Regions from separate parts of the Homo sapiens genome. Here region 1 is linked to region 2. Evidence: chromatin loops called from intact Hi-C (ENCODE). Cell type or tissue: gastrocnemius medialis. All regions are shown on one strand. Each heading gives the region's core, and the rest is flanking DNA. Links, peaks and the distances in the headings are about the cores only. Region 1 holds the start of LINC00970 (long intergenic non-protein coding RNA 970). Region 2 has its middle 110 kb from the start of LINC00626.

Region 1 (15,433 bases), core at 3,612-11,611, 200 kb after region 2:
GCGTTACTTGTAAATATACTGACAAATCTTAAGGGACAAGGAAATACAAAATCCAGTGAAGTGATCAATAAGAATGGGAACTACAGGCTTCCTCTGAGTAAACAAAGAATCAGATGGAATGACAAAGGCTGTGGGAGACCAGCCTCTTTAGTGTGAAAACCTATGACTCTATAAGCATTAAATAAGGCTAAGTCCCATCATGGTCACCAGGAAGACCATCTTCTGGGCAAAACTAACTTCATTTACCTGTGATGGCAAATGCCTTCCCTTAGGTAGGTTATGTGTTTCCTAACACCAGGAAGATTGAGAATTAAGTATGGAAAGATTTGAGAGACCCAAACCATAGTATTGATAATTTTGTATTAAAGAATAAAATTGTGTATAGTTGCTATTTTGTGTATTTGCAATTTTTAATAGAATCAGACCTATTAGAATGATAGCCTTGTAAGGCCCATTTAAAATACAATTGAGTAATTGATGTGAAATTTTATGGTTTTGAGTTCTTAAGTTTACTGGAACATACAAGAGAACCTTAGGATCCTATATTTATACATTTAAGAGCTTAAATGTATATGAGTATTAAAGTCCTCCAAAAAGTTTAGTTTGTTAATACAGACAAATGCATATAGGAAAAGAAAGAGATGGCGATTATAACTAATAATCATAGCTTAAACTATTTGAAAGTAATTAACTTTATTCATAGGCCCTTTAGAAGTGATTGCTAAACTCTGCTAGACTAAAAAATAAAATAGTAACAAACCTGTACATGTACCCCTGAACTTAAAAGTTGGGAAAAATATAAAATAAAATAATTACACATATAAGTTGAACCCAAATAAACTATGTTTTTAATCCTAACTTTAATAATCAGAATATTAATTTTTAATTCAGAAGTAAACCTTTAAATGCTGTTTCCAACAAACCTCCAAAAGCCAGTTTCAGTGACATCCAGAAACTCCTATCAAAATAAGCAATTGCCATAGTGTGTGATAAGTGCTGTAATGAGGGAAAGATAAAATACTATATAGGAAGAAGTGGGAGAGATGGAATTTCAGAGTGTCTAAGAGGGACCTTAAGGAGGAGGACTGGGAAGGCCAAGAAAAAGGTGTGAAGATTAAGGGAGGGAGGGAACAGCCAAAAGGAGTTCATTCCTTTACAAATTCTGAGTATGCACCAGGCACAAAACCAGGGGTTGGGGCTCCTTCCTGCTTGGAGCTCAAGGCCAGGAGGTAAGAGGGAGCTTGGCATCTTGAAGGAAGAGAAAGAACTTCAGTCTGAGTGCAGCCCACCCTGAGAGGGTCAGAGGAAGAGCCCACTCACTCCCCCTGGGTGGGTGAGCCTCCAGGCGCTGGTGGATGTAGGTCAACTACTAAGATGGTGCAGAAACCAGAAGGCCCTCCAACAACTGCTCCTCCTCCTTCAGGAAGTTCTTTGCTTAATTTATTTTTGCTTTGGGGGTCAGAAGCCTATTTGTAAAGCATTTAAACTTTGCTGGGACTCAGCTACTCAAACTATCAGCCCTTCAGTCCAGCATCCCTGAAGCCTAAACAGGCAAGAAGCTCATCTTTGGCTTCAGCCTGAGGTCATGGGCTGCAGGAACCGGTGGGATCTGTTTATCAAGACCACTGAAGACCTGCGGGAGGAAGGATCTTATCTCAGTGTTGCCATGGGGACTGCTGGCTGGATTGACTGAATGCTCTGCAGAAAATGACTCTTTTTTAGAAGAGAAAATAGTTGCTATTTTCCAAAGGCTAAATGTGGAGTGAGGTGGCAGTGAGGGGGAAAACAGAAGGCCTGTGAGGGTAAGAAGTGGGGACCAAGGCCAACTCTGGCTAAAGAAGAATGGGGACAGGCTGCTCCAGGACTCAAGAGCTTGAGATTCATGCTAACCCACTCCAAGAGTTCAGGCCTCCACCAGAGGACATGGCTCTATTCATACAAGAATTTTATACAGAAAATAGTAGATCTGAGATTTACAAAACTCATTTTCAATTTCATAGGCTACAGCCTTCAGATAACTCCAAGTCACATCACATGTCTAATAGTTGTCTCAGAAAGAAGTACCCAAAAGGCATTTCCTCCAAAGGTCCTTCAGAAACTGTGAAATGGGCTCTATTTGAAGAAAACCATTTCCATCAATGTGCGCAGAGCCTCAGTATGAGTGTGCAGCACAGCTGAGCCTGTCATCCCTCGGAACACAGTCTGGGATTGCCTGGTGGCTGTCTGGCTATAAGGACTTTGGACATTATCCCCAACTCCCCATGGAAGAATTTTCCCTGTGTTTCCCACCAACAATACTGAGCCAAACTGCTTTTGATGTCCCCGGAGTTATCTGATCACCTAGATGACACTGAACAGAGCAAGATGACTAGGAGACAGCAGCTCAGCCCTGACATCTGCTCAAGGCCAGCAGCAAAAGTTCCAGGAGTTATATGAGCCACTAGGTCCATCCAATCTACCATCTGTCACTGGCTTACCTTGCCACCTTGGGTCACTGACTTCCCCACTCTGTGCCATCTGTGAAATGTGCATAATAGCACACCAAGTCCTTCTGTACCTCCTCCTTCTTCTCCTGTTCTCTCTCCCTCCCTGCTTCCCTCTCTCCCTTCCTCCTCCCTCCCTCTCTCCCTTTCTTTCTCTCTCTCTACCTCTCTTCCTATCCCCCTCTCTCTCCTTCTCTCTTTTTCCTATAGAAGAGAGATGATGTGTTTGTAAAGTGCTTTGAGCTCCTTGGAGATAGAGAGTCTATAAATATAAGCTGTTATCACTGTTACCATGGAAACACACACAGACAACTGTGCTCTGTTTCTGCATTTGCTGAGCATAATTCTGGCCTTCTTGCCCTGCTGGCTGTTAAACAATCAATGGTTTTACAAAGCTCAACAGCCAGGTAATAGGTGGAGCCTCAAGGCTGAACTTATTTGCTATTCAACTCTTCTTCATGTGAATTTTCAAAAACTGTGTTTCTGTTTGCTAAGGTAGAGGATCGTATAAGATTGGCCAGAGCCAGCTGTTAAACCAGGGATGCAAATAATGACAGGCATAGGTATGCCACCCAACCCAGGACCCTGATCTGTAACAAGGGAGAATTCCAATGAGCTGCAAAAATAATATTCTACCCATTTCCTAAATTTACTCCAACTCCTAACTCCTCAACTTTACAACCAGAGCTGGCAAAATGTTGGAATAAAGAGAGTTATGAGTTTGCACCCTTCTGCCAATTTGTGACCATCTGAAAAGCAGGGGCTATATCTTTTTCATTATTGTCTCCACAGGGCCTAGCACAGTGCCTGCACATAGCAGATGCTGCGCAGAGGCCTGTGGAAAAAAAAAATGAATAAGCGAGTTATAAATGGCTGTTGTTTTCTATTACACAGGTAAAAGTGTTGTTGAGTGAGGTATGCCGTCAAATGTTGGCTTGGGCCTCGGGATCTCAGAGGACATCAGTTTTGGCATGGCCAATCTGCTTCCTTCACCCTACCATCATAGTGAGAACAACGATATCACTTCACTTCTAGTTTAATGGGTGGTCCTGGGAAAGTTGCTCTGTATCTGAAAGCCCCATATAGAATGACGTAACCTAGTTGTTAACCAGACAACTGAAAGATCCAGTGCAAAAAGTGAAAGTGTGAAAACCATAGGAAAAGTCCTTTTTCCTCTCAGGCAATGCTGTGATCTCAGGGGTAAGTTTTCCAGGCCTCAGTTAGGAATGCAGTGAAATGGGAATGGGCTTTGGACTCAGACACATCAGAACTCAGTGTGTGAGCTCTGCCACTTACTGACCTTCCTGAGCCTCCCTTCTCCCATTTGTAAAATCAGAATAATAGCACTCTCTCACAGGTTTGAGGTGGCAGTTAAACAAAATTAGTATATAAACCCATAGCTCAGTGGCTGGCACCAGTCAATGATTTATGCATGATCATTCCATTCCATTAGTTTGCCAGTATGTATGAATATCCATTTATTTTGAATACTTCACTTACTAGTTTATTCTAAAGGCCTGGCAGATGTTTCAGGTCCCACTAAGATGAGTGTATGTGATGTCTCTGCCTTTGGAAAGCCGGATTGGAGGATGTGAAAGGGAGAGAGAAAATGCTCAAACACAGACAGGGAGTCGGGACCTGCTACATAATTTGCAGAGTCCAGTGCAAAATGAAAATGCAGGGCACTTGCCAGAAAATTTATTAAGAATTTCAAAAAGGTGACAACTGAGCATTAATCCAAGCAGGGGGTTCCACTAAGCTAAGGACGCCGTGTAACTGCATAGATTGCACACCGATGAAGTCAGCCCTAAAGCCAGGGCAGAGGTAAACTGGTTTCCAGGCTTGGTACAGACGATATACTGATGAAGTAAGTACAGTGAGTGATGCAGTTTCATGGTGTTACCCAAATGCTGTTTTTGTCATCAGGTAGCTCTAATATGATCACAGAGGACAGAGGTATTTTTTCTACAAAATACTTGAATACATGGAATTCATATTCTAAGCTAAACCTAACTGATAGTAAAGGTCATTTCAGGAGGAAAACACTTACAAAAACAAGCAAACTCCTATAGGAGTGGTTATGATTGCATAAAACACATAATAATTGTGTTCAGAGATTCAAATTGTTCCTGTATCATTGTTCATAGACGATATGGGGGAGAGGTCAAATTACAAAGCGTACAAAGCATTTATCTACTTACACAATTGCTATTTATTAAACCCCCTACTGTATACAAGGTATGGTGCCAGGTCATGTGAGGGAAACAGAAAAAGATATCATCAGCCATAATATGATCTCTCACGTTCCTTTCAGGTCTAACAATTTAGGATTCCTTGATGAAGACATAAGGCCTACCTTTAAGAAACGTAAGTTTAGTGCTGTAGCAGAAACTGAAATGGGCCGGGCACAATGGCTCATGCCTGTAATGCCAGCACTTTGGAAGGCCAAGGTGGGCGGATCTCTTGAGGCCAGGAGTTTGAGACCAGCCTGGCCAACATGGCAAAACACCGTCTCTACAAAAAATACAAAAATCGGCATGGTGTGGTGGCAGACACCTGTAATCCCAGCTACTTGGGAGGCTGTGGCACAAGAATTGCTTGAACCCAGGAGGAGGAGGTTGCAGTGAGCTGAAATAGCACCACTGCGCTCCAAAACAAAAAAATTAAAATGAAATTGCTCTGTATGGGGTGTTTATAACTGATTGCATAAATAAGCATACAAATAATTATTATTTATATTATTTTATAATAATATATTAATATAAATATATATTTATATTATTTTTATTATTTTATATAAATAATTTATATAAAAATCCTACAAATCAAAAGGAAATCTAGGCAAAACACCATATAAAAATCTAGATTTCTACTAAGCTCTTCAAACACTGAGAACATTGTTTTTCGTTTTTTTTTTTGTTTTTTTTTTAATCTGATAGTAAAACTAAGTCACAGAATAGACAATGGGTTCTTCTGGAGTCAAACAATAAAGCTGTGGCAAAACAAAGTCCCCTGTTGATAAATTACTGAATGTATTCACAGTGGTTCTCCATCCCCCTCTCCATCCTTGGTTCACTAATAAAGAATGTGCTTTAAATAAGCTATATGCCTCCCCTTTTTTCCAAGGTATAACAATTAATGGCATTAGTAAAAGACTCTACATAAATGTGTTGATGCCAATTTTGGAGCACGGGCTTTAGAAGTCAGACAACCTCGATTAGATTTTGAGTGTACCACTTATTAGGTATTAGTAACTTGGGCAAATTGCATAGTCTTCCATTTTCCCATAAATTGCAATATTAATTCCTCTCCAGTTTTGTTTCATTTTGTTTTGAGGATTAAAAGCATCTAGCTGTGGCTGGCACACAGCGACCATTCACCTGGTAATGTGCTCACTCCCTCCCCCCACCTTCTTACCTTCCTTCTATAAGACCTACTGTAAACAGAATGTCATGGGGCTGTAATGTATTTCACTGAAAATTGTGGAGTACCAAGATACAGCCCATGGAAGAGCAAACTAACCAGAGACAGAGTCAAGAAACCCAGGATGAGTAAGATCAAGACTGAGCTGATTAAGGATAAACGTTGACTTTATTTTCAACTTTGAATGTGCTAAATGCCATCATTGTGGGTTTCTCCTGGTTCCCCTTAGTTTATTATAATCCCTCACTGAATGTACCGTGAGCAATCCTGGCATTTGATCTGATCCAGGCATTTGAACAGCAGAATCAAAACGGTCAACTTAAAAAGAGGAAGGGAGATAAACAAGGCTGGAGAAAGAAGAGACCTAAGAGTTCTACCTGTTTTTGTTTTTGTTTTTCCAGGAAATAGAATTGGCAATTGTAAATGACAGATTGAACCTAAAGGAAGAAGAGAGATGTTATTTCTCTCACAGTCTATTATACTGGAATGCAGACAGAGAGCTGCTGCTGCAACATGGCCAAAGGACCCTGCCTGGGTGCTATTTGCAGGACACCAAAAGCCCCTAATAAACTAAACGGACCTAAAATTCCCCATTACTAGTTTCACATTAAATAAGGCACTGATCCCCAAGGAGTCCCTAGTGCCTGTGCACACAACAGAACACGGAATTTTGAGGGAATGAGCACAGGACATGGGAGTTCTGATGGCAGGGATCTCACTGGCTGAAAATGCAGAAAGAGGTTGAAAGCTGCCAAAGACAAGTTAACGCACTGCATGGCTTTGTCTGGCCTGGGCTTGGGGCTCTCATGGAGGTTACAGAGTGTTCAAGACAGCTCAGAACTGCCGTGTGGGGGAAATTCTCAGCCAGCCTCATCTTATGACCATCCTTGTAGTCAGGACTGCACAATCCTTCTCATTCTGTGCTTGTTCTGAGCCTACCACCCATCAAAATTCTGTTTATTTCAACCTTTACTAAGATAGGAGGGATTTGAGGTACACCGTTCTAATCCCCAGCATTTCGTTACGAAGAACAGGTTCCCATTCAGGCTAATTCTAGAAAAGAGGGTTTTAATGTCGGGATACAGAAATCTCACAGGAATCCAAGGACAGGGCTGCTTGGTACAGAGGGCCCCGTGAGAAGAGGAACTGAGAAGATGTTCAGAACTCTGGCAGAAGCTGCTAGTGGTCTTCCAGTGTTCATTCTTCTTTTCTTCTTAGTAATAGAACCCTGTGTGCTTTATGCGGGCACATGGCTGCCGGTTGCACACTACAGTCCCCAGCCTGCCTTGCAGCAAGGTATGACTATGTGAGTAATGAGGTATAAATGGAAGTGAGATGTACAAATTTGGCATCGTCTTCTTAAAGACAAAGCCACTTGTCCTGGATTTTCTCCTTGCAGTAAGACAGAATGCAGATGCAATGTTGACTCAGGCTCAGTCAAGCAAAGGAGGACACCACCACTGGGGATGCAAGAGTAACAAGACAGGAGAGCAGGCTCTCTGAATACCCACACAGCAGAGTCACCATTCCAGCCTGGATTATTCACCACCAGGCTGTTACAAAAGAAAGAAATAACTGCTATTTTCTTTGATTCCCTGTATTTTTAGGTCTCTATTACAGCAGCTTGGCTTACATCTTGCCTGACACAAGAATTGAGGGCTAGCTTATAGATGGAGCTTCCCTTGAGTCAGTGCTCACTCCAGTCCACTTTGCTATAGCTGGGTGGAAGGGGCACCGTAGTAAAAACAGCAGTTTAGGTAATGCTTCTGGCACATGTCTATAGATCATATCATGAGGCCAGTTCAATGAAGAAGCATTTGAACTCAGAATCTGTCAGGTTCCTGAAAATCCTCTACCAGGAGTATGTTAGCTCTGGAAGCATCATATTCTAAAATCCTCAGTGATTATGTTTTCTCAGTGCAAGTCATCAATTCTCTGGCATCCAGTGCTCATATCATGTCTAATTACAGCACTGGGGAGTTTTATATATACCTGTAGTTCTGGTTCTCAAACACTGGTGCACATCAGAATCAACCGACCTCCACCCCTAGAATTTTTCACTCAGTAGTTCTAGAATGGGGCCAGAGAATTTACATTTCTGCTAAGTTCCCAGGTCATGCTGATGCTGCTGGTCTGGGGACCACACTGTAAGACCCACTTAGACACTGCATGTACTACTGCCCCATGTGATGTAGGGAACGCACACAGCTGCCACTGGCATAGATACAACATCTTAAAGCCAGATGCTAATAGGAACACCAGACATTCTACTATTTTAGAATATTCAAAATACAAGGATGCATCTCCAGTCTGTGACTTGGTAACTAAACAAAAATGTAATTTATTTAACAAATATTGTAAGTACTTATTCTGTGTCAGGCACTGGAAGCTAGCCATGATGAAACAGACAAAAATATCACTCACTATTCAGCTTAAATTCAAAAGAGAAAAGCTATCATGTATTGATTTCTATTAGGTCTTAAGGCCTTAATTCTCTCAAGTTCCCACAATGAAAATAAAATATAGATGGCGTTATTTCCGTTTCCAAGATGAGAACGTGGAGCCTCATATAGTTAGGTAACTTTCACAGCTTCAGATGGCTGTGTCTTGGAAACCCATGCACTTTCCACAGCACCACAATTAAATATATCTGGCTAAGTCTACAAAGGGGCTCTTAGATAAAATCCTCTATATTTTGTCATCAAAAAATTTCTTTTTTTACTACCATAACCCAGAAACATCCCTGAAAAGTTGAGGACCTTGAAGTGTAAGGTCTCAAGTGCTGTGATGGGAGGATCACAGATTTCAAGAAGGGAACAGTTTATACCTCTTGCCAACAACCCACTTTCTAAACCATCTGGCCAGGTAAGTTACTGCTAGGTTGCAATAAACTTTTGGGGTTCAGAAGAGGTTTACTTTGAATATCAACCTTACATTAAACTAGCAAGTCCCCTGGTTAAAACTGGAGATTCCTCCTTCAATGATTTATTCAACATATATTTCTTGAAACTTTTATGTTCCAGGCACTGTGCTGGAAACTGGATAATTCACAAGTAAAATAATACTTCGTCTCTTTTTTTAAGGAGTTCACAGTTTGAATATAGCCCTTCTTCTTAGTTGTTCTCTGGGTACTGTGCTTGAGTCCTTCTTAGGGATATTTTCTTATGTTTTGAATACTTCATGGTTTGAATTTTTAATCTTTATTCATAACCCTAATTCATACATCAGCTCATTCTGTTTTCTTTTTAGTGGAGCTATTAATATATAAGAGTTGGATATTTGGCAAGATAGCATAATGAATTGTTTTTAAAAGAGAAATGACAGTGATTATTCAAAACCTTGTTAAAATACTAAAAAGAGGAGGTAAAAGCCAGGGCAATGGGAGAAAGGACAAAATCCTTGGAACGTAAAGAATCTATGATCCTTAAAGAAAGATAGGAAGCTGCCCTCAAGATGAGGCAGAGAAGGAAAGAATTATAGAAGAGGAAGAAGAGGCCTTTGGTGTTGAGTTTAAAAAGCAACCGGGTGGGCAGAAAGAAAGAAAGACCAAAATGTTCAGTGTAACTCTTGTTTTAAAGGACTTTCACACCATTTGTTGTTAAATTGTATGTTTAGACCTCACTCATTGTGGTTGGTCATGTGGATTTTTAACTTCAGAACAATTATACTCCAATTATTTTAATTTTAAAGAAAACAAGGATTAAAGTGCATGAGCTCACTTTAATAGGTGACCATATGTGTGATTAAATTTGGAGGCTGGAAATCAGACTTAAGGTTCTGTGGAGGACTTAGGTTTTGCTTCAGAAGCCCCTCAACAAGGATTTCCTGTCGCTACTCTACCTAAGAGAGGAGGTTGGTTGGGGGGAGGGCAGACAGTGAGCTACCGGGTGACAATCAAGTCTTGCTTTATTTCTTTGAAATTGTCTGTGCACAGGTGCTACCGTGAACACACATTGTTTCATTCCACATAATCTGGACTCCCTAAGCTCAATTAACAGCTGTCTCCAAATTTTCCTTGGCATTTTCAGATCTCAAAGAGAAAGTTGTTTTATAAGTTTCTTCTCTCTAAATGTAAGTAGACTGAGGTAGCTCTTAAATACAACAGTCTTATCCTGAAGGCTCATTCCTGTGTGCAGCATGGGCCTCTTAATAATACCTATACTGTACTGTCTTCCCAACTGCAATGGGCTTCTCAAATACTGTGGTGTGTGCAAATTACCTGGGAAGCTTATTCACATGAGGATCCCAGGTACCTCCTCAGATACCTTAATTCAATAGGGTTCGGATAAAGTCCAGGAATCTGCATGTTAATGGAGCTAAGCAGGTAAATCTGATATAGACAGTTCACGTCAATATATTGATAAACCCTATAGTTGCATTAGGGTTGGAGACAAATGTGCAGGTGCAGCGACTTCATAGATTCACCTAAATTCACTGAGTGCATACTATGTACCCATCACTGTGCTAGACACAGGGGATGTCAAGGTGGCAAAAGCTAGTGCTCATAAAATTAAAGTCTCAGCAAATAATCACATGAATGAAAAATTATTATCTGTGACAAATGGCACAAGGAAGAGTTATACAATGATAGGAAAACCTGTGGCTAAGGCATTTTTTTTCTTAGAAGTCAAGGAAGTCTCCCCTAAAGACTCCAGAGTGTTATCTTGCCAAGAGGGGAAAGATAAACATTCCAGACACAGAGGAAATAGCATGTGCAAAGGTCTTGTGGCCATGGGGAGTTTACAGAGTCGGAGAAGCAACCTAGTGTCCTCAATAATATGTAGTCCAGTGCTGGTCAACTCTTATACAAGCTTCCAAGTGTCGCTGTGATATTCCATCCTTCTGGAAGGCTAGTGAAATTGAAGGACTAGTGATCTGCTGAAAGTAGCTATTAGTTTACACCTAAATGGGAACTGCACTAAGCCCTACTGTCAGTTAACATGCTGAAACTGGCACCCAGCTGGCATGCTGGGGCTGAGTAACCACACCCTTCCCGGCTGCAACTTGTACTAAGAATGGACAATAGCTGTCTAAATCCCACAAGCCCCCAAAGAGGCTGACAGATATTGCAGCCATGATTGCAACAGGAAGTAGAGAAGGGTGGTGGGTGGGCAGAATATTAACAGAACCAGCCCTTGCCAACTGGGCAACGTCACAGACTGTGCCATGGCAAGGCATGCATCTGTTTCTGTGCACTCTTTTTAAGATTTTTCTCCAGCTCTATGCCCCTGTCATTTCCACAGCCATGTCTCCCGACCCCAGTGGCCTGAACTCTTCTAATGGTTTGCTCTTCGAATGGCTTGTCTTTCTTACCACAAAAGAAAGCGATTTGATCTTCTCATTGGAGAATAAAATATGAGACAATGGGCCCCCTCCTAGGATTCGTCTTGGAAAAAGGCTTTGACAATACTAACACAAAAGAGCACATCCATATGTGCCAAGTTTCTCTGCATCACTGTGGCATAAGCAGTGACAGAACCTCTAATTTTTAACAGGGGACAAGTACCCTGAGCAAAGACTGTATTTCCGAGCATCCCATATGGCTAAGTGTTGTCCTGAGGCCAAGTTCTGACCAATGATGTAGGAGCAGACGTGCAGGACATCTAGGATGGATGTTGCCTTGAAGGGTGGTTGGCACTTCTGTTTTTCCCCTCCTCCACCCTGGATGTGATGACTGGTGTCCATGAATGCAAGGACCATGTAGAAGGGATGTAAAAAGATGAGCTGGAAGGGGCCTGGCTCCCTGAGGACTTACTGGAATAAAGCCATCATCCCAGTCCTGGACTACCTACCTCTGGTCTTGTAAGTCACAGGGAAATAGAATCCCATGATGTTGAAGCTGCTGTTATTTTGGGTTTCTGTTACAGCCAAACCTAACCCTAACTGATAAAGCTATCATGGGGATTTTTTTTTTCTCTTTTTCTTTTTTGACGGAGGATCACAGTGAAGTTTTTCCTTGGAGTCCCTCAAATGTAGGCAATGATATTCTCCGCCTTCATGTGTGGCTGTGTGGTTTAACCCAAGCAGAATCGTGAGATGGAAAATGAACATGGAATGGAAGAAAGAGGTCTCAGTCAGAGACCAGCCCTGCCCCAAGCTCACCAGCTATTTTTCCACTCTAAGTTTTCACTTTGTCATATGAAAAATCGCCTCTAAGTTCTCATACAAATCTGATAGTTTCTACGACTTGGCATGCTCAGTTTCACCCAACCCCTGCACCAATCTGCCAATGAAGGGAAATTATTATTAGGATGAAGTGTTTGCATCTCACCAACAGGTTACATTTTAAAAATCCATATGGTACCTGTTTGGAACTTGCAACAGATTTTTCTATAGGTCGATAACATACATGAAGGTTAGCTTTGCAAGCACACTCCCAAAAGATATTTAATTAATGCACAGTTAAACTATAGTGCTGGGAGGTTCACAGAACCAAAAAAAAATAAATTGTAAAAGGTTGACATTGGGGAGTAAAGTGCTCAATTTCAAATTGGAGGAAGGGGTAGAAGCATCTTTTCTTCCACCCATGGCAGAGAAGGAAGCTGCGTTTGGTGCTGAGAACAATACCTGTATTCTGTGTCCTGGAGGCGAGAATAATCATTTCCAAGTAACTGCACTTTTTTCCCATAAGGGGTAGGAAGAGTAGGCCTGTGTGAGGACTGAGGGGAAGGGCATGGCAGGCAGAGGGGAAGCCCTGTGTTTTGGAGGTGAGAACAACATTGTTCTCACCTCCAAGTAACAACACTTCCATTTCACATCTAGATGTGCATGAAAGCTAAGAAAATGGGAGTCTTGATATGTTTCAAATATCCTATGAGACCACTGCCTGGTTTCCTTGAGTCTAATTCTAACTTCATTTGAAATATTGTCCTGTAGGTGAAAGGCCATTTTCTGAACATGTCCAAGTTTCCTTAAGCAAACATTATGCAGAAGCCATGGGAGAAGCAAAAGGAGGAAGATTGCTGTCTTTTAGGACAATGGTGTTTTACAGTTACACTTGACTTTTCCATTGGCCATCGTGGCATAGAGCTGAGCGTCACCCACTTCAACCCAGGAGGGCAGCAGTGGAGAAACAGTGAGGAGGGAACCTGATTTCCTATGCTAGAGGAACTTGCATCTCTCCTTCCTACCCCTTATGAATGGGGGAGTGATAGGCATGAAGTCACAGTTCCCTGATGAACTTGGATCTGCTTCACTCCAGTTCTTCTTTTAGAAAGGACTGTCTATGGATAAATAAAATGTGGCACATATACACCATGGAATACTATGCAGCCATAAAAAAGAATAAGTTCATGTCCTTTGCAGGGACATGAATGAAGCTGGAAACATTCATTTTCAGCAAACTAACACAGGAACAGAAAACCAAACACTGCATGTTCTCACTCATAAATGGGAGTTGAACAATAAGAACATATGGGCACAGGGAGGGGAACATCACACACTGGGGCCTGGCCAGGGGTGGGGGGCTAGGGGAGGGATAGCATTAGGAAAAATACCTAATGAAGATGACGGGTTGGTGGGTGCAACAAACCACCATGGCACATGTATACCTGTGTAACAAACCTGCATGTTCTGCGCATGTATCCCAGAACTTGAGTATAATTAAAAAAAAAAAAAAAGGTCAGTTTAGGGAGTGTATACTCAGGGCAGCTTGAATCTATGCTCCCAGGTAAACATTTAAAAAAGAAAAGAAAGGAAGGAAGAGAAAATAAAAGGGCAGTCTTGACCCTGCACTTATAAGTCTTATCTTTTCCCTGTTAAAAAAAAAATAAACTAGGCCTGGTGCAGTTGTTCACGCCTATAATCCCGCCACTTTGGGAGGCTGAGGTGGGAGCATCAGTTGAGCCCAGGAATTTGAGACCAACCTGGGGAAAACAGTGAGACCTCATCTCCACAAAAAATAAAAAAAATTGGCTGGGTGTGGTGGCATGTTCCTGTGGTCCCAGCTACTCTAGAGGCTGAGCTGGGAGGATCACTTGAGCCCAGGAGGTTGAGGCTGCAGTGATCCATGATCACACTACTATACTCCAGCCTGGGAAATAGAGACCCTGTCTCAAAAACAACAAAACAACAGCAAAAACAAACCCCCTTTGTCCCAATCAAAGGAGTTCTCTCATTCTACCCTAATGAAATGTATCCTGTTTCTGTGCATTTGCACATGCTTCCCCTCTGCCCACGCCTTTCCTCTCACTTCCTCACACAGGCTAATTCTTCCTTGTCCAAATGTCCCCATCTTTCAGAAGTCATATCAACTCTCAGGAGGAATAAGTCCTGTGTGCTCTCCTAGCATCCTAAGCAAATTTCAGGCTGTCCCCACATGACAGAATAAACTGCTTGACTGTCTTGACTCTCCAGTGACAAGCACACTGTGAGGTCCATCAATATGCAGTGAATTAGCAAACAAATGTTCCTTCCTGCCTGGTATTATCTCAGGCACCATCAATATTTCTGTACAGGATTTACCTCTTGCACAAAGGGTATCTCTTCTCTAAATTCCCATTGTATCTCGTTTGTGATATTCATTGTGAAACACAATCATTTAGCACCTTGCATTGTTGTTCACTCATTTCTGTGTATTTTGCTCCCAAACCAGAATGTTTGCTGCTAAAATGTCCAGACTACATCTCAGATGTCATGTTCTTTGTTACCCCCGCAGTTTCTAATATAATACTATACACACAGTAGGCCATCGATGAATGATTGATGGATGAGTGCATGAATCCAAAAAAATGCTTCTTTAAATAGTGACCTCCATGAAGATTTACATGATCTTGGAGAGATTTTTACCATAAAAAATAAACCAGCCTTTACATGACAGCACCCATTTGGTGCCATAAGCTATGCTTGCACTTTCTGTGGGTATACATTTTCCTCCTGAAGCGGCAGTTATACCTAGTGGATCTGAGCCTGGTCTCTGGAGCTAGACTGCCTGGGTTTGAAGGTGGCCTTCCTTCTTGCTAGCCTTAGTCTATAAAAGACTTGGCTGCTTCATTTGTAAAATGAAGATGATACTAATAGGACCTACCTCATTACGTTGTAAGAAAGGTAATATAAAGCAGAAAACAGGGGAGGAGGGAAGGTAATCCACATTAAATACTTGGCGTGGTGTCTGGCTTCCAGTAAGTGTCTGATAAATGCAGTTATCAGTGTGGCTTCTAAGATGATGACAGTAGGTTTAAATGGAACAAGAACTCTTAGAGAAGCCAGGGCTCAATCATACTGGTCTTTTCATTATTGCACTTATTTATGTGGGCAGTGTCCTTGGTGGTATCACTGTAAGGAAAGTTATAGCAACGACTTTTAGAACTAAGAAGTTAAATTCCACAGTGGGACGTGTCATGCTATGTAACTGGACAGGAGGCCCATCAGGTATGCAGGATGCATTTCAGTAATGTCTTAGTAAAATGAGTGTGCCTTCTGCTGGGATGATTGGGTGCAATGACATGTGCATGATACATATGAAAGACTGAATGTTATCATTTATTCATCAAAAAACATGCTGTTAGCTAGCCAGAATACAGATACTG
Region 2 (15,433 bases), core at 4,346-12,345:
CCAGTTTCAGTTTTCTATATATGGCTAGCCAGTTTTCCCAGCACCATTTATTAAATAGGGAATCCTTTCCCCATTTCTTGTTTTTGTCAGATTTGTCAAAGATCAGATAGTTGTAGATATGCGGCATGATTTCTGAGAGTTCTGTTCTGTTCCATTGGTCTATATCTCTGTTTTGGTACCAGTACCATGCTGCTTTGGTTACTGTAGCTTTGTAGTATAGTTTGAAGTTACGTAGCGTGATGCCTCCAGCTTTGTTCTTTTGGCTTAGGATTGACTGGGCAATGTGGGCTCTTCTTTGGTTCCATATGAACTTTAAAGTAGTTTTTTCAATTCTGTGAAGAAAGTCATTGGTAGCTTGATGGGGATGGCATTGAATCTATAAATTACCTTGGGCAGTATGGCTATTTTCACAATATTGATTCTTCCTACCCATGAGCATGGAATGTTCTTCCATTTGTTTGTATCCTCTTTTATTTCATTGAACAGTGGTTTGTAGTTCTCCTTGAAGAGGTCCTTCACATCCCTTGTAAGTTGGATTCCTAGGTATTTTATTCTCTTTGAAGCAATTGTGAATGGGAGTTCACTCATGATTTGGGTCTCTGTTTGTCTGTTATTGGTGTATAAGAATGCTTGTGATTTTTGTACATTGATTTTGTATCCTGAGACTTTGCTGAAGTTGCCTATCAGCTTAAGGAGATTTTGGGCTGAGACAATGGGGTTTTCTAGATATACAATCATGTCATCTGCAAACAGGGACAATTTGACTTCCTCTTTTCCTAACTGAATGCCCTTTATTTCCTTCTCCTGCCTGATTGCCCTGGCCAGAACTTCCAACACTATGTTGAATAGGAGTGGTGAGAGAGGGCATCCCTGCCTTGTGTGAAATTGAGGCAATAATTAATAGCTTACCAACCAAAAAAAGTCTAGGACCAGATGGATTCACAGCCGAATTCTACCAGAGGTACAAGGAGGAGCTAGTACCATTCCTTCTGAAACTATTCCAATCAATAGAAAAAGAGGGAATCCTCCCTAACTCATTTTATGAGGCCAGCATTATCCTTATACTAAAGCCTGGCAGAGACACAACAAAAAAAGAGAATTTTAGACCAATATCCCTGAAGAACATTGATGCAAAAATCCTCAATAAAATACTGGCAAACTGAATCCAGCAGCACATCAAAAAGCTTATCCACCATGATCAAGTGGGCTTCATTCCTGGGATGCAAGGCTAGTTCAACATACGCAAATCAATAAACGTAATCCAGCATATAAACAGAACCAATGACAAAAACCACATGATTATCTCCATAGATGCAGAAAAGGCCTTTGACAAAATTCAAGAAGGCTTCATGCTAAAAACTTTCAATAAATTAGGTATTGATGGGATGTATCTCAAAATAATTAGAGCTATTTATGACAAACCCACAGCCAATATCATACTGAATGGGCAAAAACTGGAAGCATTCCCTTTGAAAACTGGAAAGTTTTTTTAAAAGAAGCAAACTACCCAAGTCATTCAAAAACTAAAAGATAACCTGAATAGTTTTTTGTCTATATTTGAAGGAAATTGAACTTATAATTAAAAATTCTTCCCCACGCAATACCCCAGGCCCAGATGATTTCACAGTTGAATTCTTTCAAACATTTATTGAAGAAATAATGTCAATTCTTTCTTTTTTGTTTGTCCAAGATGGTGGATTAGAGGCATTGCCAGCATACCTCTCCCACTTGGAAGGACAAAGTCGTGTGTAGAGATTCACACTGTGAACTTTTTTCAGGAAGTGATGCAGAAACTGAACAGGGTAACCAAAGGAATCTGTAGACCCTTTGAAGAAAGCAACAGGCTGCAGCCTACACAGTGAGTCAGGTAAAGGGCTATGAGTCCCTAGGGTGAGAGGAGAGACTGCCCCTGGGACACACAGCCCCTCCAGGGACCCTGGAAGTCTAGGTCCCAGGGGAAGGCCTTAACCCTACCCAGTACAGGAACCAACCTGGGGAGGCACATGGAATATAAAAGTAGGAGCAGCACAGGAAGACCCTTGCATGCACTCCCAGTTTCCAGTGCAGACGGAGGGAAAGCATTTTTCACTGTTCCTCACAGAGGACCCTGCAGAGCACAGCCAAATAGTTCAGGCAGGGGTCTCAGGTTGAAATAAGCCCCCAACTGGGTTTCACGATATAATCTTGGGTAAGGATGAACTCCCTTAGCCAGGGCTGGGGCAGGGGAGTGAAAATTGTGCTCCAGCTGCTAGTCCAGGAACCACAAGTGCAGAAGCTGGGTGCCCAGCTTCGCAGTGGATAGGGAGGGGCATGGACTGAAAGCCACAGTTGCCATCTCCAGAGGGAAAGCATATGCTTTGGAGCAGTTGTGAGTTCTGAATGCAGGCCACCTGGAACTGAGCCCACCGCTGCCAGTGGAACACTGCACGAGTGGTTATGCCTCGCCAAGTGTGTGGGATCTGTGTGGGGCTTACCATCACCTGCTACTCCCCTCTCCCTGTGCTAACTCTTCTGTGCAGCAGAGGCAGCAATACTACCCTCTGGAATATCAACCCAGTGGCCTGAGAACTGCTCCTGTCTTCTGATACCCACAAGGGCTGCTGCTTACCCTGCATGAGACTCACAGTACAAACCTACCTGACTCAGCCCCCACCTGGCTTTGCCCCACAACCTGCCCTGGTAACTTAATACAAAAGATAGAATCTTTTGGGAGCTATATGGCTTCTTTCATTGCCTGAGAAACCAGAGTATCCTCCACTTCCCAGGCAAAATAAGGCAAGCAAAAATCCCACTGCTACCACTGCAGCTGATGCTCTTTTGCAAGCACCACCTCCTAGCTGGAGACCAACCAATGCAGTCCATTACAGCATCTCCTGAGAGAATAACACTGCACCCAGGAAGGAGAAAACAGCTGCATGATCTGAGCTATCACCACTGCCTGCACCACTCTGGCTAACCAGGAGGTCCTGAGTCTGTCTATATGACTACTTCATTACTACTTTAACTGGCATTCGAGAAAGCCAATACACTAAGGCTAACAATAACCAAGGAATCTCACAGAGTATACATCATTCCCCTGCCACTCCCATTAGAGCTGGTGCTGCTACCCACTGCTGGGAGACTTGAGGTCATATCACTTGATCCCTTGCAGACATTTTCCAGCTCCTGCCTGGAGTGTGGCAACCTTACTGGGTGGCTAGACCCAGAGGAGCAACAACACTCACAATAGTCTGTCTCCCAGGTACTCCCACTCTTAGGGGAAGAGGGAGTGTACCACAGCAAGGGAATACCCTGTGAGACAAAGTAATCTGTATGGCAGGCCTTGAGCAGCAGATCTTTCCACTGGTGGGAAGTTTCTTTCAGCAGAGGCAGAGTTGCAGTGCTGGGCTCAGCAGGGAGCATCTTCAGTTCTAACCCAACAGTCAGACAGCCCTGGTGTGTGTAAAGGGTATTGGAGAAGGGGACATCTTTCCCCCCTTGTTCACTATTGCACGCACAGTTGGGGCTTCTTCTATGGGAACTTGGCATGGGTGCAACTATAGACAGCCTTTCTCAAACACGTTGAAGTGACTGTATTCCTGCAGAAGGAACACCCTCCAGGTTCAGGCTTACAAGAGAGACAGAGTCACATTTCCTCTTTACTTGGAATATCAACACTCCTACAGATGAAAAGAGGCACCTGTGTGATCTGAATAGCTACAGCACTGAGACAGGGGTGTGTCTAAGAGTTAGATAACTCTCTTGCTAACCTGTCAGGGGACCTGAGGTGGCTCCAACCCTTCCCCCTGTTAAGACCTCAGTGTGACTCACTGAGAGCTCCTCCAGCCCCCTCTGTCAAGGCTTGGACATCTGTCTACCATTGGGTATTGCATTTGCCCACCTGCTTTAGCCACAACTGGTTGCTAACCAGAGACATCTCCCCTACTGGCCTGAAGCCTAAACCATCAAACCAGTAAATAAAATACTGGGGAAAAATAAATAAATAAATAAAAAGGTGCACACCACATGGTTATATGATAAGCTTCGAGAGACCTCTACCATTCCAACCCCAAAGGAGACAGTGAACTTGCTCACATACTGAGCACATTGCTACTACAACCAGCATATGAGAAAGCCACTATACAAAGACTCTGTATTATCAAGGAACTCTTACAGAGTCTTCACCCCTGAAAGCATCAAGAACCAAATATAATTAACTATAAGCATTAAAGTCACATCCTTAAGGGGAAAAAAGAAATTAACAAACAAATGAAGAAACACAGTTACATAAAACATAAATTCAAGAATAATGAGAAGAAATAGGCTACCCAAATGAGAAGAAACTCTGGTAATATGACAAAACAGGATTCTATAACACCTCTAAAGATAACACTAGCTCTTCAGCAATAGATCCAAACCAAGATGAAATCTTTGAAATACCAGATAAGGAATTCAGACAGTCAATTATTAAGCTACTCAAGGGGATTTCAGGGAAAGGTGAAAACCATCATAAAGAAATTTAGAAAGCATTTCAGGATATGAATGAAAAATTTTCTAGAAAGACAGATATTTTAAAGAAAAACCAATCAGAACTTCTGGAAATGAAAGACATACTTAGGGAATTACACAATGCTGTGGAAAGTTTTAACAATAGACTACAACAAGTAGAAGAAAGAATTTCAGAGCTCAAAGACAAGGCTTTTGAATTAACCTAATCAGACAAAAATAAAGAAAAGATAATCAAAAGAAATGAACGAAGTCTTCAAGAAATATGGGATTATGTAGAATGGTCAAACCTAAGAATAATTGTTGTTCCTAAGGAAGAGGAGAACACAGTAAGTCTGGGAAACATATTTCAGGGAATAATTGAAGAAAAATTCCCTGGTCTGGCTAGAGATCTAAATATCCAAATCCAAGAGGATCAAAGAACTCCTGGGAAATTCATTGCAAAAAGATCTTCACCAAGGCCTGTAGTCATCAGGCTATCTAAAGTCAACATGATAAAAAGAATTCTAAGTGCACTAAAACAAAAGTATCAGGTAACCCACAAAGGAAAACCTTTCAGACTAATAGCGGACTTCTCGGCAGAAACCTTACAGGCCAGAGAAGATTGGGGTTCTAACTTCAACCCCTTTAAACAGAACAACTGTTAGCTAAGAACTTTGTATCCAGCAAATCTGTTTCATAAATGAAGGTGAAATAAATCATTTTCAGACAAACAAATGCTGAGGGAATTTGCCACCACCAGACCAGCCCTACAATAAATGCTAGAAGGAGTTCTAAACCTTGAAATAAAAGCCAAATATGCACCAAAATAGAACCTCTTGAAAGCTTAAAACTCACAAGGGCTATAAACAATAACACAATGAAAAAAATCAAACTTAGGTAACAACATGATAAAGAGAACAGTAACTCACATCTCAATATTTCCATTGAATGTAAATGGCCTAAATGCTACACTTAAAAGATACAGAATGGCAGAAAGGATTTTTAAAAATCACAAACCAAATATTTGCTGTCTTCAACAGGCTCACCTAACATGTAAGAATTCATATAAACTCAAGGTAAAAGGGTGTAAAAAGATATTCCATGCAAATGGAAAGCAAAAGTGAGCAGGAATAGCTATTCTTATATTAGGAAAACAAAAAACAGACTTCAAAGGGTTAATGGTAAACTATATAATGATAAAAGGATCAATCCAACAGAAGATATTACATTCCTAAATTTATATATTCCTAACACTGTAGATCCCAGATTCATAAAACAATTACGACTAGACCTCAGAAATGAGATAGACAGCAACACAATAGTAGTGGGAGACTTCAATACACCACTGACAGTACTAGACAGATCTTTGAAAAAGAAAGTCAAGAAAGAAACTATGGACTTAAAAGGCATGCTAGAACAAATGGACTTAACAGATATTTACAGAACATTCTACCCAAGAACTGCAGAATATACATTCTACTGATAAGCACATGGAACATTCTCCAAGATAAACCATATGACAGGCCACAAAACACGTCTCAATAAATTTTTAAAAATTGAAATCATATCAAGTATCTTCTCAGACCACAGCAGAATAAAACTAGAAATCAAATCTAAAAGGAATCCTCAAAATTATAATGTGGAATAACTGGAACTGTCTCATACATTACAACAGGTACATCTATTATACATCTATTATACTTTGAAAATAATTTTGGCAGTTTCTTATAAAGTTAACCCTTACCAAATAATCTAATAATTCCATTCCTACATATTTACCCAAGAGAAATGAAAATGAGCACACAAAGACTTGTACACTAATGGTCATAGAAGCTTTATTTATCATAGTAAGCAAATTGAAACAACCCAAATGCCCAACAACTAGTGAATGGAAAACCAAATTGTAGTATATCTATACAATGGAATACTATTCAGCAACACAAAGGAACAAACTATTGATACATCCAACAACATGGACGAATCTCAAAACCATTATGCTAGACACTAGCATAGAAACCTACACACTATAAGAATCTGTTTACATGAAATGTTAGAAAAAGCAAAACTATAGCACCAGAAAGCAGATAGTGGTTATTAGGGGTCAGGGAGTCAGAGGAAGGGAATACAAAAAAGCATAGAAATTTTGGGGTTGATCAAAATATTCTTTATTTTAATTGTGGTGGTGGTTACACAGGTATAAACAGTTGTCAAAAGTCATCAAATTAGACATTTAAATTAGTGAATTTTGTTGTATGTAAATTATCTCCCGATAAAGCTTCTAAAAATAACATAATTTGATTACAGATAATTTTGCTGTATTTCTACTTTATAGTTTTTCTATGGTTTTAAAAACTAAAAAATTTTTACAATTTATTTTCTACTTTCTAACTTAATCTCAAATAATAAACATTCCCCATATTACTAAAATCTCTGTAATCATTTAATTCCTGCATAATATTCCAATTATACATATGCCACCCTTAATTAATCATTCCTTACTGGTAGGAATTTAGATTGTTTTCTATTTTCCTCTAAACTAATACTCTGATAATACTTTGTATACATATTCTTGTATATTTTGGGGGCTTTTTTCTTATGTTTTCTTTTGTGTGTGTGTATGTGTGTGTGTGTGTGTGTGTGTGTGTGAGACGGAGTCTTGCACTGTCGCCTAGGCTGGAGTGCAGTGGCATGATCTCGGCTCACTGCAAGCTCTACCTCCCAGGTTCATGCCATTCTCCTGCCTCAGCCTCCCAAGTAGCTGGGACTACAGGTGCCCGCTACCACGCCCAGCTAATTTTTTGTGTTTTTAGTAGAGACGGGGTTTCACCGTGTTAGCCAGGATGGTCTCGATCTCCTGACCTTGTGATCCACCCACCTCGGCCTCCCAAAGTGCTGGGAATACAGGCGTGAACCACCGCACCCGGCCTTTCTTTTATTTTCAAAGATAAAATTATTAGGAAAAAGTATAAGAACATTTTAAGAATATTTAAACATACCGTTAATTTTTTTCCAGGAAGATTGTACTGATTCAGCTCTCACTAGTAGTACATCGAAACAGCAATTTTACTGCACTCCTGCCACAACTGAATATTATCATTGTTTTAAATATTTGTTTAAACTCTCTTCTGAAACTTTACACTTCAGCTCAGCATTGGCTTGTAACTCTTCTCTGTATTTCTGTGCATAGGTAGTCCATATTATTCACCCTCCTTTGTGCAGGGTCCATTTCATCCATCCAAATATCCCAAGGATCTGGGATATTTGCAGATTCCCTGGGTCATGTAAGGGTCTACTCTGACATCATCTCATGTTATTCTACAGCTTGAGTCTGTCTCCATGTGTTACTTCTGTCTGGCCAGTGATCTCTCAGTGTGTTTTTGATTCCTCAGTGTTTATATCATCTCTAGTGATTAAAATTTTAACATAGCACAACACAGCATAGACACGGCACCTCTTTTCCTATGATGCAGCTCAGCAACATAGCATGATTCATCTTCCATGTAGAACAGCTGTGATTTGTGCTTCGTTGATGTCTGCCTCCCTACTTTTCCTCATAGCTCTCCTCTCATCTCCCCCATTTAGCATCTTTCACCGTTACAAGCAATGATCAGATAAACAGAGAGATGAAGGTAGTACAAAAGAAATCTCAGCCCTATCCTCCCTGTGGCTATGTTGGATCAATTTTCAGCCCATCTTCCCTAGTCCCTTCTCTGCTGGACTTAATGTTCCCTTCCTCCTGCCAGCTTAATCCTATCCAGGTCCTGAGTCAGTACTGACTACAGCTGCCTTAGTTCCAGCAGGCTCCAACTGGTTCTGGAGTTGGTCTGGGATATGATCATCTTTTATTTCTGACTCAATGTAAGACTCAGCTTGGGTATGTACTCCTCTGTATTAGAGCTCCCAGGATGGCTTGATGCCATTCTCGTGTGCTGCAGTGGCACCGTCTGCTTGCCTCTGTTATTATATACTTCCCGCTTGATTCCAACTGCCTGGTGACAAGGCAGCCTTCCCCACTGGAGATGAGAGCTCCAGGAGGTCAGGGGCTAGCTCATCATCCATGTATCCCTGGCAATTTACACAGTCCCTGGAGCCTGGCCCAAGCCTCCCTGTTTCTACTCTTGTTTTCCTACAACATACTCCTCACACAGCAGCCATGATGATCATTTAGAAACATAAATCATCCTTTCCCTGTAATTTACCAGTTTTCAGAGCAAGGGGTTGGTGCCCTACTTTTCTGAAATGGTATTTGTTGTGTTTTTGTTTTGGCTGGTGGTTTTGTGGTTCTCTAGCAGTTTTTATTTTTTGTCTGTGTTATTATGAACTAATAGGCTTAAAATATATTCAATATGAGATAGTCAATTTCAGTCACTATTGTTTTTGATGTAAAGATTGTCCCATCTTGCACCGGCAGAAGTTCTTTCAAACTAGTTCCTGGGAGATCTTTTTGACACAGCCCTGTTATCTTTGAGAGATTCTTTATTGCCACCGCAAGGTTTATCATCAGGTTCATCTTACTTATTTCACCCTGGACTTGGACTCAGCCCTTCTCCATGAATCTCTGGTCCCTTTTAGTGTTAATGTTACTTAGAAACCATAATCTGAACACGTATGGATATTTCTTGCCACTGGTTTGTCATTATTTCTAAGAATTTGAGTGGACAAAATTAGGGAATACTCATTTTGGTTGTCCTGTTTTACTACATTTCAAAATAAAAAAAATCCCTAGTTGATGAGGAACATCTTTTTCCTTAGAGAAGAATTATAGTTATTAAATGTAGAAGAATTAGTGAAATTAGAAAATCCCCATTTAACAACACTAATGAAATAATTGATTCAGGCAATAAACATTAACAGATGCTAAAACCATTAAGAGAAGAGATGATAGGGACTTTTACAACGGAAGAATCAGGCTGTCTCATCTGAAGCCATTGATCAATGTAAGCGGTTTCAAAATGAGACAACCAGACATTATGTGCTACATGATGTAATGCAATAAAAAATACACAACATCACTTACAAACTTTTCTTGCCAAAAAATGTTAAACTTGAGTTGAATCCAGACTTACGTCTAACTTTTAGTTTGCAGACCAGTTGGAGAGCAAATAGACAAATCCAGAATTTGAACCAATTTGTAGGACAGCTAACTCAGTTTCTTCCAGAAGTCAAGGACCAGAAAAAAAAGGAGTGTGTGTGGGCGGGGGGAATCTGTTCTAAATTAAAAGAGACTTAAAAGACATCCCAAATGCCATGATTAGATCTCAACTGGATCCTGATTCAAATAAATCAATTGTAAATGGCAATGGAGGTTTTCACTGAGCAAGGTGACCATGGATGATTTCTTTCTTCTTTATATTTCCCTGGACAACTTTCTTTTCTTTCTTTTTTTTTTTTTTTTTTCTGAGACAGAGTCTTGCTCTGTCACCCAGGGTGGAGTGCAGTGGCGCGATCTCGGCTCATTGCAAGCTCTGCCTCTCAGGTTCACGCCATTCTCCTGCCTCAGCCTCCTGAGTAGCTGGGACTACAGGCACCCACCACCACGTCCGGCTAATTTTTTGCATTTTTATTAGAGATGGGGTTTCACCGTGTTAGCCAGGATGGTCTCGATCTCCTGACCTCGTGATCCACCCGCCTCAGCCTCCCAAAGTGCTGGGATTACAGGTGTGAGCCACCGTGCCTGGCCACTTCTCTGGACAACTTTCTATTAGCCCCTTGCTGCAATAGACATAGCTCACATCATAATCATATATTAAATTTGGAAAATAAAAATAGGAATAATCTCTTCCAGGCTTCTCTCACATTCACACCAACAATGGTTATTATTTTATGCTATCAATGTCAAATCACTCTAAATGGCTTATCCCTGCTGTTTTAAGTGGCATTGCTCTCACTGCTAGAGAGGCAGAGCATCCTCTCATATGCTCATTGGCCATTTATACTTCTCCTTTTGTAAATTACTTTTTTTGATGGTCTTGTCTATATTACAAACTTATCTTTCTATCATTGCTGTATAGTTTCATAGAAACTTGGGTAGTGTGGTGTGATCATTAACAGGAAAAGGTGAAGAAACTACTGAGGCTTGGCAGTTCCAGGGATTTCAGTGTCCTGGGTCCCTGAAAACCCAGCCTCTGTAATTCTCAGGGCAAGCATGCTTGCACAACCCCAGGGAGTGTCATTCACCAAAATACAGTGTGCTACTCTGTTCTGAAAGTCTACATGGAGAACCGGTGGGAGAATCTCAGTTTTCCTTGGGTGCAGACCTCTATATGAGATAAAATGTAAAATAAGTCTGGCAAGTGGGAAAACTTTAAAATACGGATTACATTTTAACACAGAAAAAAATAAAGAACATGTAACAAACCATCAGAGAGATTTATTTATGAAAAATTTAGCTCCTCCTATTCAAACAACATTTAGTTTCAGAAAGGTAGTAAGAGCCCAAGGAAACTTTAACCAGATATCACTCAGCTTCAGCAAAGCATGGGAGGACACTTTCCTGCTCGTAGTCTTATTGTTAGGGTGTCTCCTCTATGTTCTTGCATTTTTTCTCTTTATTTTCTGTTCCCATGATCACTTTCTGACTTTGTCTCCAGGATTCTGTTATTAAAACTATCCAGTATAAAAGAGATTCCCTTTTCCTCATCTTTTTCTCTTGAATGTTTCTGAGTTAGTCTGCCAGAAGTCAAGTTCTAAGAAAGCAGGACAATTTCAGGGAATTATCATATATTTATGTGATGCTGTGGCAGGGGGCAGATACACAATATAGAGGGGTCAATGGATTAAGAAAAATAAAAGGTCAGCAGCCATATGCTTGAAAGAAATTAGCTCAGGAAAACTAATTTGCTTGAGTTGGGAGAAGCAAGGGAGATTCAGAGAGAACCACAAAGAGGAAACATTGAGCATCTATTCTGTACCATCCCTTATTGACATTGCATTTCATTCTCATAATTCTAGGAGATAGACATGCTATCTGTATTTCACAAAAGAGAAAACGGAAATTCAGAAAGGCCAAGTGAGTTGCCAAATGTTACACAGCTTGTAGGTGTTGTTAGCACAATTCAACACCAACTCTGTTTAGCCTTGAATGCCATACATACTCTTTCTAAAATCACCCTGCTTCCAAAAACGGATAGAAAAAGAAAATGGACCATGAAGAAATCATGGATTCTAGGATATCAATTTTTGTAAAGTAATAAAAGTGGCATTTGTTCAAAGTTAAACAAGAGTTCTGTAGAATCATATTAGGCTGGTGCACCAACTTTACCTATGACCACTTTTCCTTAAGAACCACAGGTAGCAGGATTGTTCAGACTATGCAACTGGCAAACTGAGAAAAGATTTAAGTCAAACTTACTCAGGTATCCAGAAATGGGATTATTTTAATTCTATGGGAAAGTTCATTTCAAGAATGGTCATGGTCTGAGGAAAAGAGGAAAAATAGAAAGTAGAACATGTATTTATGGTTTATACCTCCTGAGGATATTGTGGTAGAAAACAATTTAAATGCCTGTAAACTTTGGCAGGTGATACTGACTTTATCTGAAATCTCCTCTATCACCTTTTTCATCTCCTTGAAGAACTCCTATGGATCCTTAAAAGCTAAGCTCAGACGTTACCTGCTCAATGCTTCAGAGTTAATCAGCCTGTTCCTTATCATCATTTCTGTATTTCTCTCTTATTTTGAGGCTCCTGTTGGCTCATGTACTACAGCTCTAGCATTCTTCACTGTTGACATAGATGGATTCTACTGACCTCCTACTGCAAGTGATGGTGATGACTAGTGATGTCATCACTATCATGGATAGCTCATAATCTCTTCTCTAGAAGTGTTACATCACCCTGTGTCTCTCATGCCCAGAAGGAAAGCCCATTCAGTCTCCAATCTGTGCAACACCTCTCTCTAACCACAGCCCCTGATCCTTTCAGCTTTCTTACTTTTAATCCCATTCTTTCACGTGAATGAGCTGTCCAAGTCATTTGCTTAGACGCTGTCAATTGCTTAGACCCTGTGTCTTATCTCTCTCACTACTCTTTTGTCAATATTCTTAACTATCATCCAGTTTTTGAGTTCATTGCACCTGCCCAGAAAAGTCATAACCTTGGATCAATCAAGCTACTCACCTTCTCACTGCCATACTTGAATTGCTGAGTGCCAGGAAAAAAAGGTAACATACCCATGCAGATTATTGACAGTATGAAGTCATTCTTTTAAACTTTAGCTTGACCATGTAGCTATGCAGCAGTCCTTCTCTGAGACTCAAGTCAGCCCAATCCTATTACTCTACAGTAGCTCTTACAGATCCTTACCATTTTTTAGAAGCCACCTACCTACCACCCTCTCCATTATTCTTGGATGCCACAGCTCTCACCTACCGCATAGAGGCTTCTTGACTGCACCCTGCCCCTTCCCTCATGCCTTTAGAAACACTGCATAGCAGTGACCCCTGGGTGAAGCCCCTGTCACCTATGTAAGATCAGGAGGCAAAACCTTCAACTGATGACTTGGAGGATAAGAAGGAATGAGAATATGTTAAACTCAAAGTCATTGGACAGGATAGCAGCGAGATTCACTTCAAAGTGAAAATGACAACACATCTCAAGAAACTCAAAGAATCATACTGTCAAAGGCAGGGAGTTCCAATGAATTCACTCAGATTTGTCTTTGAAGATCAGAGAATTGCTGCTACTCATACTATAAAAGAACTGGGAATGGAGTAAGAAGATGTGATTGAAGTTTATCATGAGCAAATGAGGTCATTCAGTAGTTTAGGTATTCTTTTATTTGTTTTTCTTTTCCCTCAATCATTTTTTTATTTTTAAAATAGTTCTTTTGTAATGTGGTGCTCAAAATGGAATTGAAAACTGGCACTCCATCTCTTTAAAACATCTGGTAATTTGAATTCTAGTGCTCATTATTCATTATCATTTGCTTTCATTGTGCTGATTTTTGGTGATCAAGCCTCAGTTCCCTTCGTATTGCCCTCTCCTTTTTAAAAATTACATGTGTGCACAGAGAGACCACCTTTTTTAGGACTATGCATTTTCAGGCTTGTAGCAATAAGTAAGATCGACCAAGGCAAGTGTTTGTAAAGACTTCCCAATTGGCCCTAAAGTTCTAGCATGTGATTGCTTCACTCCTGGACTGTGACTTTCACTGGGAGATGTAAGCTTTTCAGAGAACTGAACTGTGGAAAAATGACCTTTCCTTAACTTGAAGATAGCTTTAAAATTAGAGTCTAGACCAAAAGAAGAGGAATAGCATATTGGAGTCAAGATGACAGATAAGGTGAGAGTAATGACTAACTCCAAAGATGGCTTCACTGAAAAGAATGCATTTTAAGATCTAAAAAATAAAAATCTTGTCAGAAGATTCCATCATCCTGAATCATAAATCAGACAATGTGACTCTCTTCCTGTCCTCAAGATCCTTCAACATAGCCATTGGAGGAGTATGATTATTTTTTAGTTATTGAAGGATTGTAAGGTAAAATAAAAGATGAATGGATGAAAATGGCTAGAATTTTAACATTGAATAATAAAATCCAAACTCGTTTGACAGTATACAAAGACATTTTTGAGCTCTTTGTCAACTTTCCCAATTATATCTCTCCACTTAGTCTTCATATTCTATGCCCCAGCCAGACTGAAATATTTGCAATTCCAAGAAAGTTCCACATGCCATCTTTGCCCCGTGCTGCTGCTCAGGTGAGTCTCTGTGTCTCCTGCTTAGTTTTTAGTTTTATTTATTAATAACCTTCCAAAAAAAAAAAGTCAATTAGTTTTCCCAAAGCTACGTGATCCCTCAAGAACCATGTGCATTTTTATATTACTTATCATATGGCATAATATTCTTCTACTCATTTGTCTGTCTCACCAAGTAAATGTTCCTTGTGAAAATACATCAGGCTTTACATCTTATATCTCTTTCATCTTTGAATCCATCACCAGCACCTAGCATAGTACCTGGTTAAAAGAGACTATCCAAAGAGTTGAAAAAAGAAAGAACAGGTAGATTATTCAAAATATTTGTATTTCTGTTTCAGTTATTTATTGTTGTTATAAGCCATCCTAAAATTTAGTGGCTCAAAAGAGCAATTTATTATTATCTCTTAAAGTTCTGTTAGGTTAACTGGGTTGAGCTGAGTCGTTCTTGCTCAGAGTCTCCCAAGTAGGTGCTAACAGATGGTGGCTGGGGTTGGAACCATTTGAAGGCCCAAATGAGTTTTATGGTCAAGATAGCTATACCATATGGCCAGTTATTGATTGGAAGTTCTGCTGAGACTGTCTCCTGAAGCTTCTATATGTGGTCTTTGGATGTGACTTGAATTTCTCACAGTATGACTGAAGTGTTTCAAGAGCATCCCAAGAGGAATGTTCCATGTGGCCCAGGGGAAAGGTGCAAGGTTTCTTATGACCTAGGCTTGGGAGTGCTGTAATATCATTTCTGCTTGATTGTATTGGTCAAACAAAAACTGAAGATCAGTCCAGATGTCCAGATAACAGGGGAGGGAAATTAGACTTCACCTCTTGATTTGGCAATTGTGCATATGTGCAGGGAAACAAGACACTGATGGTGGCCATCTTTGGAAACAAACTATCATAATTTGGAATGACAATTTTAAACAAGACATTAAAATGTGCTACTATCCAAGACCTTTTCCTCCATTTGGCTATTTCACTCTTGAGAAGTATTTCCACTTATGGGATAAACAGGATTATGTGAAAAGATTATCAATGAAGTACCTATCATTTCATCTATTCTATAAAAAGTTTGAACCTGAAGGTTAAAATAAGATTAGGAAATGACTTACGTGTTTCCATTGTCGTTTCACTCTTAGATGGCCCTTATAAACATTTGAGAACTGATGATAATACAAACCAGCCAATCCTCAATTTTTCTCCTTTTGACTTTACAATTCTATCATTTTGATCTAAAAGATTAAATTCAGAAAACACATTTCTTTTAGAA

The links. Peaks named below come from ENCODE experiments on the same cell type or tissue, not always from the same donor. Only the 100,000 strongest peaks of a DNase experiment are listed, where the experiment ranks them.
Region 1: it touches region 2 in a loop (3-fold over the local background); 8 of 110 quality-filtered maps call a loop at or near these places.

Annotation. Positions count from the first base shown.
Region 1 is chr1:169,084,478-169,099,910 of GRCh38, forward strand. LINC00970 (long intergenic non-protein coding RNA 970) reads right to left here and starts at 2,528. Exons shown (of 5, transcript NR_104091.1): 1 at 2,478-2,528. In gastrocnemius medialis, for the core only: no CTCF peak of the experiment used is centred there; a DNase peak (open chromatin) is centred at 7,164.
Region 2 is chr1:168,885,206-168,900,638 of GRCh38, forward strand. It overlaps the pseudogene SUMO1P2. Among named protein-coding and RNA genes, the nearest start is that of LINC00626, 110 kb to the left of the region's middle. In gastrocnemius medialis, for the core only: no CTCF peak of the experiment used is centred there; a DNase peak (open chromatin) is centred at 8,266; H3K27ac peaks cover 3,125 bases.